Regions from separate parts of the Homo sapiens genome. Here region 2 is linked to region 1. The links are chromatin contacts, found by POLR2A ChIA-PET in ENCODE. All regions are on one chromosome and are shown on one strand. The core of a region is the stretch at or near the end of the contact, and the rest is flanking DNA. Distances in the headings are between cores, read along the strand shown.

Evidence for each region. ChIA-PET counts read pairs that join two places held with the same protein, here RNA polymerase II (POLR2A).
Region 2: POLR2A ChIA-PET joins it to region 1 with 10 read pairs in WTC11. The contact joins two enhancer-like sites. POLR2A ChIA-PET finds 5 or more read pairs at or near these places in 9 of 52 experiments (A549, AG04450, CD8-positive, alpha-beta memory T cell and 6 more).

Annotation. Positions count from the first base shown.
Region 1 is chr11:66,832,383-66,835,754 of GRCh38, forward strand. The region is part of intron 12 of TOP6BL (TOP6B like initiator of meiotic double strand breaks); the gene reads left to right. Among named protein-coding and RNA genes, the nearest start is that of RCE1, 9.4 kb to the right of the region's middle. Within about 2 kb of position 2,074, at least 3 of the 41 ENCODE cell types and tissues checked have a DNase peak (open chromatin) inside an H3K27ac peak, as active enhancers do.
Region 2 is chr11:66,919,366-66,922,620 of GRCh38, forward strand. All of the region lies in intron 3 of PC (pyruvate carboxylase), which reads right to left. It also overlaps the pseudogene RNU7-23P. Among named protein-coding and RNA genes, the nearest start is that of MIR3163, 14 kb to the right of the region's middle. RefSeq lists enhancers at 584-683, 1,784-2,724. Within about 2 kb of position 1,749, at least 3 of the 41 ENCODE cell types and tissues checked have a DNase peak (open chromatin) inside an H3K27ac peak, as active enhancers do.

The sequences.
Region 1 (3,372 bases), core at 824-3,323:
AGCCACCGCGCTATGGACACTGTTTCTGAGAAAATGAGTAACAGGGCCTTTGGTACCTCCTCTGCATCTGCTCTGCCCCTTGTACTTCTGCTTTCCTGATTGGGTGGGGAAGTTTAGGTGCCCAGGCACCCAAGGATCAAAGCATCTTATGGACTTTACCATCCTCCTCTTCAGTGTGATTAGAGAGGCACAGAGCAGCAGTAAAGCCGTTAGTGCTCCCTTCACCACCCCTTCCATGGCTGGCTGTGCCTTCTACGATGCACTTCCCAGGAACGTGTCCACTGTTCCTTTCAGCTGCTTCACCGCAAATACTCTTGCCAGTTTCCCTCGGACTTGGAAAGCCGCTGTCCACGCCTTGCGCAAATAAAGCTAAAATCCATTGTATCAGTTTCCTGGGATGCTGTCAGAAATTAACATCAACTTGAAGGTTTAAGAACAATCCAAATTTATTGTGTCACAGTTCTGGAGGCCAGAAGTCCAAAATCAAGGTGTTGGCAGGGCCACACTCCTTCCAAAGTTTCTAGAGGAGAGTGCTTCCTTGTCTTGCCTCTTCTAGCTTCTGATAAAAACTGTACCTTGGTTTCTTGTAGTTTGCATAACTCCAAACTGTAACTCCATCTTCACATTGCTTTCTCCCTGTCTCTCAAATCTTTCTGCCTTTTTTTTTTTTTTTTTTTTTTTTTGACACCGAGTCTTGCTCTGTCGCCCAGACTGGAGTGCAGTGGCAACGATCTTGGCTCACTGCAACCTCCGCCTCCTGGGTTCAAGTGATTCTCCTGCCTCAGCCTCCCGAGTAGCTGGGATTACAGGCGCCTACCACCATGCCCAACTAATTTTTGTATTTTTAGTAGAGACGGGGTTTTGCCATGTTGGCCAGGCTGGTCTCGAACTCCTAGCCTTAGGTGATCTGGCTGCTTTGGCCTCCCAAAGTGCTGGGATTACAGGCAGGTAATTAGGGATTTAGGGCCCACCCTAAATCCAGGCTAATCCTGTCTTGCGATCTGGAATTACATGTGCAAAGACTTTTCTCAAATAAGCTCACATTCACAAATTCTGGGGGTTAGGATTTGGACATATTTGGGGTGGGGGAGAATGCAGTTCACTACAGCCATCCACATCTTCAGCTTTCTAGGGACAGGTTCAGGGTAAGGCATGTGCTGTTATCATAGGACCCAGGATATAAGCGCAGAGGGACTCCTCAGGATCTAGGAGTGCTTCAGCCTCTGAAGTACTTTTACTTGGGCCTCTGTGGTATCCCAGTAAGACCTAAAAAAGATAATCTGGGCCAGGTGCGGTGGCTCACTCCTGTAATCTCAGCACTTTGGGAGGGCAAGGCAGGTGGATCACTTGAGGTCAGGAGTTTGAAACCTGCCTGGCAAACATGGCAAAATTCCGTCTCTACTAAAAATAAAAAAATTAGCCAGGCCTGTTGGCACACCCTTGTAGTCCCAGCTACTCAGGAGGGTGAGACATGAGAATCGCTTGAATCTAGGGGGCGGAGGTTGCAGTGAGCCAAGATCATGCCACTGCACTCCAGCCTGGGTGACACAGCAAGACTCTGTCTCAAAAAAAAAAAAAGATCTGACCTCTTTTACCCTGTTCTTTTGCTATAGTCATGGCTCATAGCCTCAGGGCCATTCATAGCCCAATTAATTTGGCATATGGCTAGTGAACTCAAGGTCTTACCAGTAGTCATAGGTCTTGGAAAGAAGGAACACTTACTGAATCCCTAATCTGTGCCGAGATTTTCACTTTAATCTCTGCAAAGATGTTATAAATTAGGTCATAGTTTTCCCATTTTACAGATGAGGAAACTGATTACAGAACTTTCATAATTTGCCCAGAATCACAGTCAGTAAATAGCAAGGCTAGAATTTGTACCGAGAGCTCCCGGCTCTGAAACCTGGTAATATTGTTAACACAGAGGACTAGGTTGCAAGCCCAGGGCAGATGAGTGATCCAGGTCATTGAGTAGAACCCATGATTCTCCACTCAACATCCTCTGGTAATGGCCATTTAGTGATAAATAACTTGTTAGTGGTACAAGAGTGGCACCCAGTGGCTTCAGCTAGAACTACAAGACTAAGGATGATAGGTCAAATTCTTTGACCTCTGGGCCATTCTGTTTCCATTTCTAAACAGGAAAGGTAGAATAGCTGACCTCTTGAGTAACAGGGAAGAAAACCATCTATTATATGCTTTATTGAGAAACTGAAAAAATGAGGGAGTGTGTATTCAGAGTGAACATATTCAGGGAAAGGTCATGCAGGAATGGAGAAGGTATTATTTTTGTTTTTATTTTTTTAGAAACAGGTTCCCGCTATGTTGCCCGGGCTGGAGTGCAGTGACTATTCATAGGTGTGATCATGGTGCACTACAGCCTCGAACTCCTGGGCTTAAGTGATCCTCCTGTGTCAGCCTCCTGAGTAACTGGAACTACAGGCGTGCATCACTGCACCTGGCGAGGAGTGGATATTTTAAGCCTGAATGTTTGAACAGAGACAGTGGGCCAGGAAGGAGTGAACAAGATAGTACTCCAGGGTTTAGTGTCATAGATATATGTAGGGACTGAGAACTTAAACCCAGAATGAGCAGGAGTAGTATCAAGGAGGCAATTTTCTAAGGAAAGGCATTGTTTCCGGCGGGTCGGGGGAGGGGGTAGACTAGAAATAAATGTCCCATAGAATGTTAAATCCAAGGTGTATTCTGAGGTCAGGGCTGTCTTATCTGGGGGACCAGGTGATGAATGAAGGGTGTGCAAGGCTACCAGAGAGGCCCAGAGCTTCATATCTCAATGCGGGTAGTTCCTTGATAAGACCAATTTCAAGATAGGAGAAAGATTTATCTATGACACGAGATTTTCCAAGCTAAAGCCAAAAAAAAAACCAAGTTCTGTCTCAAGATAAAAATATTTAGAAAATATCCTGTTTCTTTCTTTATGTCTTTAGAATTATTTTTGCCCCTCCTATGTTCCTTGGAATATAATTACTTGGGAACTAAAACTTGTTTTAGTAAACAATATATGATAGATCTCTCATGGAGATAATTCATATACCATAAAATTTACCACTTTAAAGAATAAAACTCATTGATTTTAAGTATATTCACTGTGCTGTGCAGCCATCGCCACTAAAATTACAGAACATCTCCATCATGCCATTAGCAGTACCTATTCGCAGTGAGTCCCAGTTCCCCTCTCCCTTCAACCCCTGGCAACCACTAGTATGCTTCCCATCTCTGTGGATTTGCCTATTCTGGACACTTCATATAGATGGGACCATACAACATGGGCCTTTATGTGCCTTCTTTCATTTAGCATGTTTCTAAGGCTCATCTATGTTGTACCATATAACAATTTCATCCATTCTTTAT
Region 2 (3,255 bases), core at 499-2,998, 87 kb after region 1:
AGATTGAGCCACCGTACTCCAGCCTGGGCAACAGAGTGAGACTCTGTCTCAAAAATAAAACAATTATCCCTTCGCCCACACCCTTAAAGAATATTTTTGCAGAGCCCTGGGTGGGGCCTGTGACTCTGAGATCTCCAGGAGCTTGACAAGCTGGGAAGAGATGAGAAGTCATTGGCTGGCGAGGAAGGGCAGGGGGACGAGGTAGTGACAACAGTCAAATGGGCTCCAGCCAGAGGCAGTGAATACACCAGTGCTGAGGATCTGTGCTAGGAACAGCAAACAGATACCAAGGTTGGGGAGAGGGATCTAAGTCACTGAGAAAAGAATGAGGCCTGGTAGTGAGGAGCTTGGTTCAGGCATCCTCTTTGCATGAAGTCAGAACTGAAACCTAGGCGTTAGTGTTACAGCACTTTTAGAATTTGTCTAGCAGGCTTTCAGGTCTTTGCCAGAAAGCCCCATTAAAAATAAAAACAAAAACCTAAGCCATAAGTCCTGGAGAAGAGGTACAGAGATGCTGTATCACTCAAGAGGAATGCCTGGGTTTAGAAAATGGGCATCAGGTCAAAGGCACATCAGTGACCCAAACTTCTGCAAATGGCTTGATAATAGCAGTTACAGCCTTGAAATGTAGGTTACCATGGTGCCTAGCACAAAACGGTTGTTGAATGAATAAATGAATGAACGGACTCAGAACAAGGCTGGCTCATTCTGGTAATCAAACACAGAGAGAAGGCTGTGTAAGTGATGAGGGAGGACCCAGAGTATACCACGCCTCTTGCTGTGGCACAGAGGAGGGGAGGAGGGGAAAGACGAGAGAGATGGTGTTCTCAGACTTCACAGGCCAACACGATGAATCCAGCTGGCTCAGAAGACACCCTGCAGAAAGGTGCCAGGCTACTCATTGGAGGGAACTTCCCTGTAACTGGTATTTACCCAGCACCCCGTCACCCTCCTATGGGCAACAGAAATTTCTGTCTTCTTTTTCCTGCCACAAGCCCCTGCCTAACAGCTGAAACTGTTAGGAAAACCTGAAACTTAAATTCACCTTTGGAAAGAAGCCCCATATCTCGGATGATAAAGCTGGGACAAGCGGAGGGGGACAGGAAAATGGATATGGACCTAACACTGGAGAAAGTGGCAGCCCCGGGAAGGCCTGTCCCCTGGGGACCTGTTTGGAGCATCAGAGAGGACAGAGAGCCAACCCTATAAGCAACAGCTTCCCAGCAATCCCAAGAATCGTAGAGCCATTTCTTTGTCTTCGCCGCACCCTCCTCCAAGCAGCCTCCCCGCCTTGACTCCTTCCTTCTGTGGGGTATCAGAACTCCAACCTCCTCAGGGAACAGAGCTGGGCCTGGATGCAAATGTAACATGTTCAGGACATGGAAATACAGGCATGAGGCTGGGCGTGGTGGCTCACGCCTGTAATCCCAACACTTTGGGAGGCCGAGGCAGGTGGATCACCTGAGGTTTGAGACCAGACTGACCAACAAGGTGAAACCCCGTCTCTATTAAAAATACAAAAATTAGCCAGGCATGGTGGTAGGTGCCTGTAGTCCCAGCCACTCAGGAGGCTGAGACAGGAGAATTGCTTAAACCCAGGAGGCAGAGGTTGCAGTGAGCCGAGATCTCCAGGCTGGGTGGCGGAGCGAGACTCCGTCTCAAAAAAAAAAAAAAAGAACAGAAATACAGGCATGAGGCAAGGGCAACGTGGCTGAGGACGAAATGCCTTACTTGGCCCTTGGCTCAACGGCCACCTGACTGCATCCATTTATGTGCCAGTTCCCTTGGAGTCGTGAGGAAGACAAACCACTTTCACTAGGGCAACACGGAGCGTGGAAACGACCCCGCTAAAAACCCAGCTGCTTGCTAAAAACACTTCTCCTTTACATTTCTTCAAACTCTTGGGTAGGATTATCTTTCTTTTCCCGATAGCCTTAAAGAACCAGTATTTCAGGGAGGAAATAAAAGGAAAAAGAGAACAGAGGCCAAGGATAATTTTGTAAAACAGATGAAAACCAAGATGTCTAAGCAAAGAACCCTGCTTCCTCCCAGACCCCAGGCATTGCGTCAGATGCTACTGGGGTAGGAAAAATAAAAGGAAGCCAAAGACTCTGCAAAGGACACAAGCACAGAAATGACAAAGCAAAAACCTGGAGCCATTCAGGGAAATAAAAGCACAAACACACGGCCCTCTGGGGGTGGTGGCTTTGTTCTGGTGCAGGGGAAGGCAGGGGCATGGGCGGTGGGGTGGGAGACAGGAGCCTAGATCTGAGCTCTGCCACTCCCGAGCTGGATGGCCCTGGACAAGCAGTTCACCCCTTGGAGCCTCAGTTTCTTCAAGGTAACGCCTTTTACCTCCAGAGCTGTTGCAGTAAGTAGAGATAATACATGAAGAGGCCCCAGGACAGCAGAACAAACTTAGTTGCCATGATTATTCTACTGTTGTATTCTTTTATATAAATTTAGTTCTAGATGAGGAAAAACCAAACAGCAGATCCAAAACCACCCAAGAGTTCTAATCTCGTTTTCCCCACACTTTGGAACTGTCCCTGAGATCTGACTGTCAAGGATCTACAAAGAGAAAGCTGCCCACTGTGACATCACTCGCAAGGAGTTCTCTCCCTCACCCCATCTTCCTCATGACAATTCCCCTGTGCTTGTGAATGAGGGTAGGGGTCCCTTTGTCCCCATAAAGCCCAACCAGCACCTACAATCCCAGAATAGATTTACTGACGAAGTAAAGGGGTTTCAGAGAGTCTTAAGTCAGAGAGGAGAGTGTGGGGCTGGAAATCTAAACAGAATAACGACAAGAAAGATGAGGAGACAGCTACAGACAGTTGAACTTTCACTCAATAAATAACTGCACCATTCTAAGATTAAAACAGTCTTTCAGTCATCAGCATTGGCTGGAAAAAGCAATGAGCCTAGACCGGGCACAGTGGCTGAGACCTGTAATCCCAACACTTTGGGAGGCTGGGGCGGGCGAATCACTTGAGGTCAGCAGTTCGGGACCAGCTTGGCCAACATGGTGAAACCCCATCTCTACTAAAAATACAAAATTAGCTGGGCGTGGTGGTGCGCGCCTGTAATCCCAGCTACTTGGAAGGCTGAAGCAGGAGAATCGCTTGAACCCAGAAGGTGGAGGTTGCTTGTAGTGAGCCGAGATCGAAAGAGCAAGACTTTGTCTTAAAAAAAAAAAAAAAAAAAAAAAAAGCAATGAGCCTAGCTAGCACTTCCAGAGGTGCATCCACAACT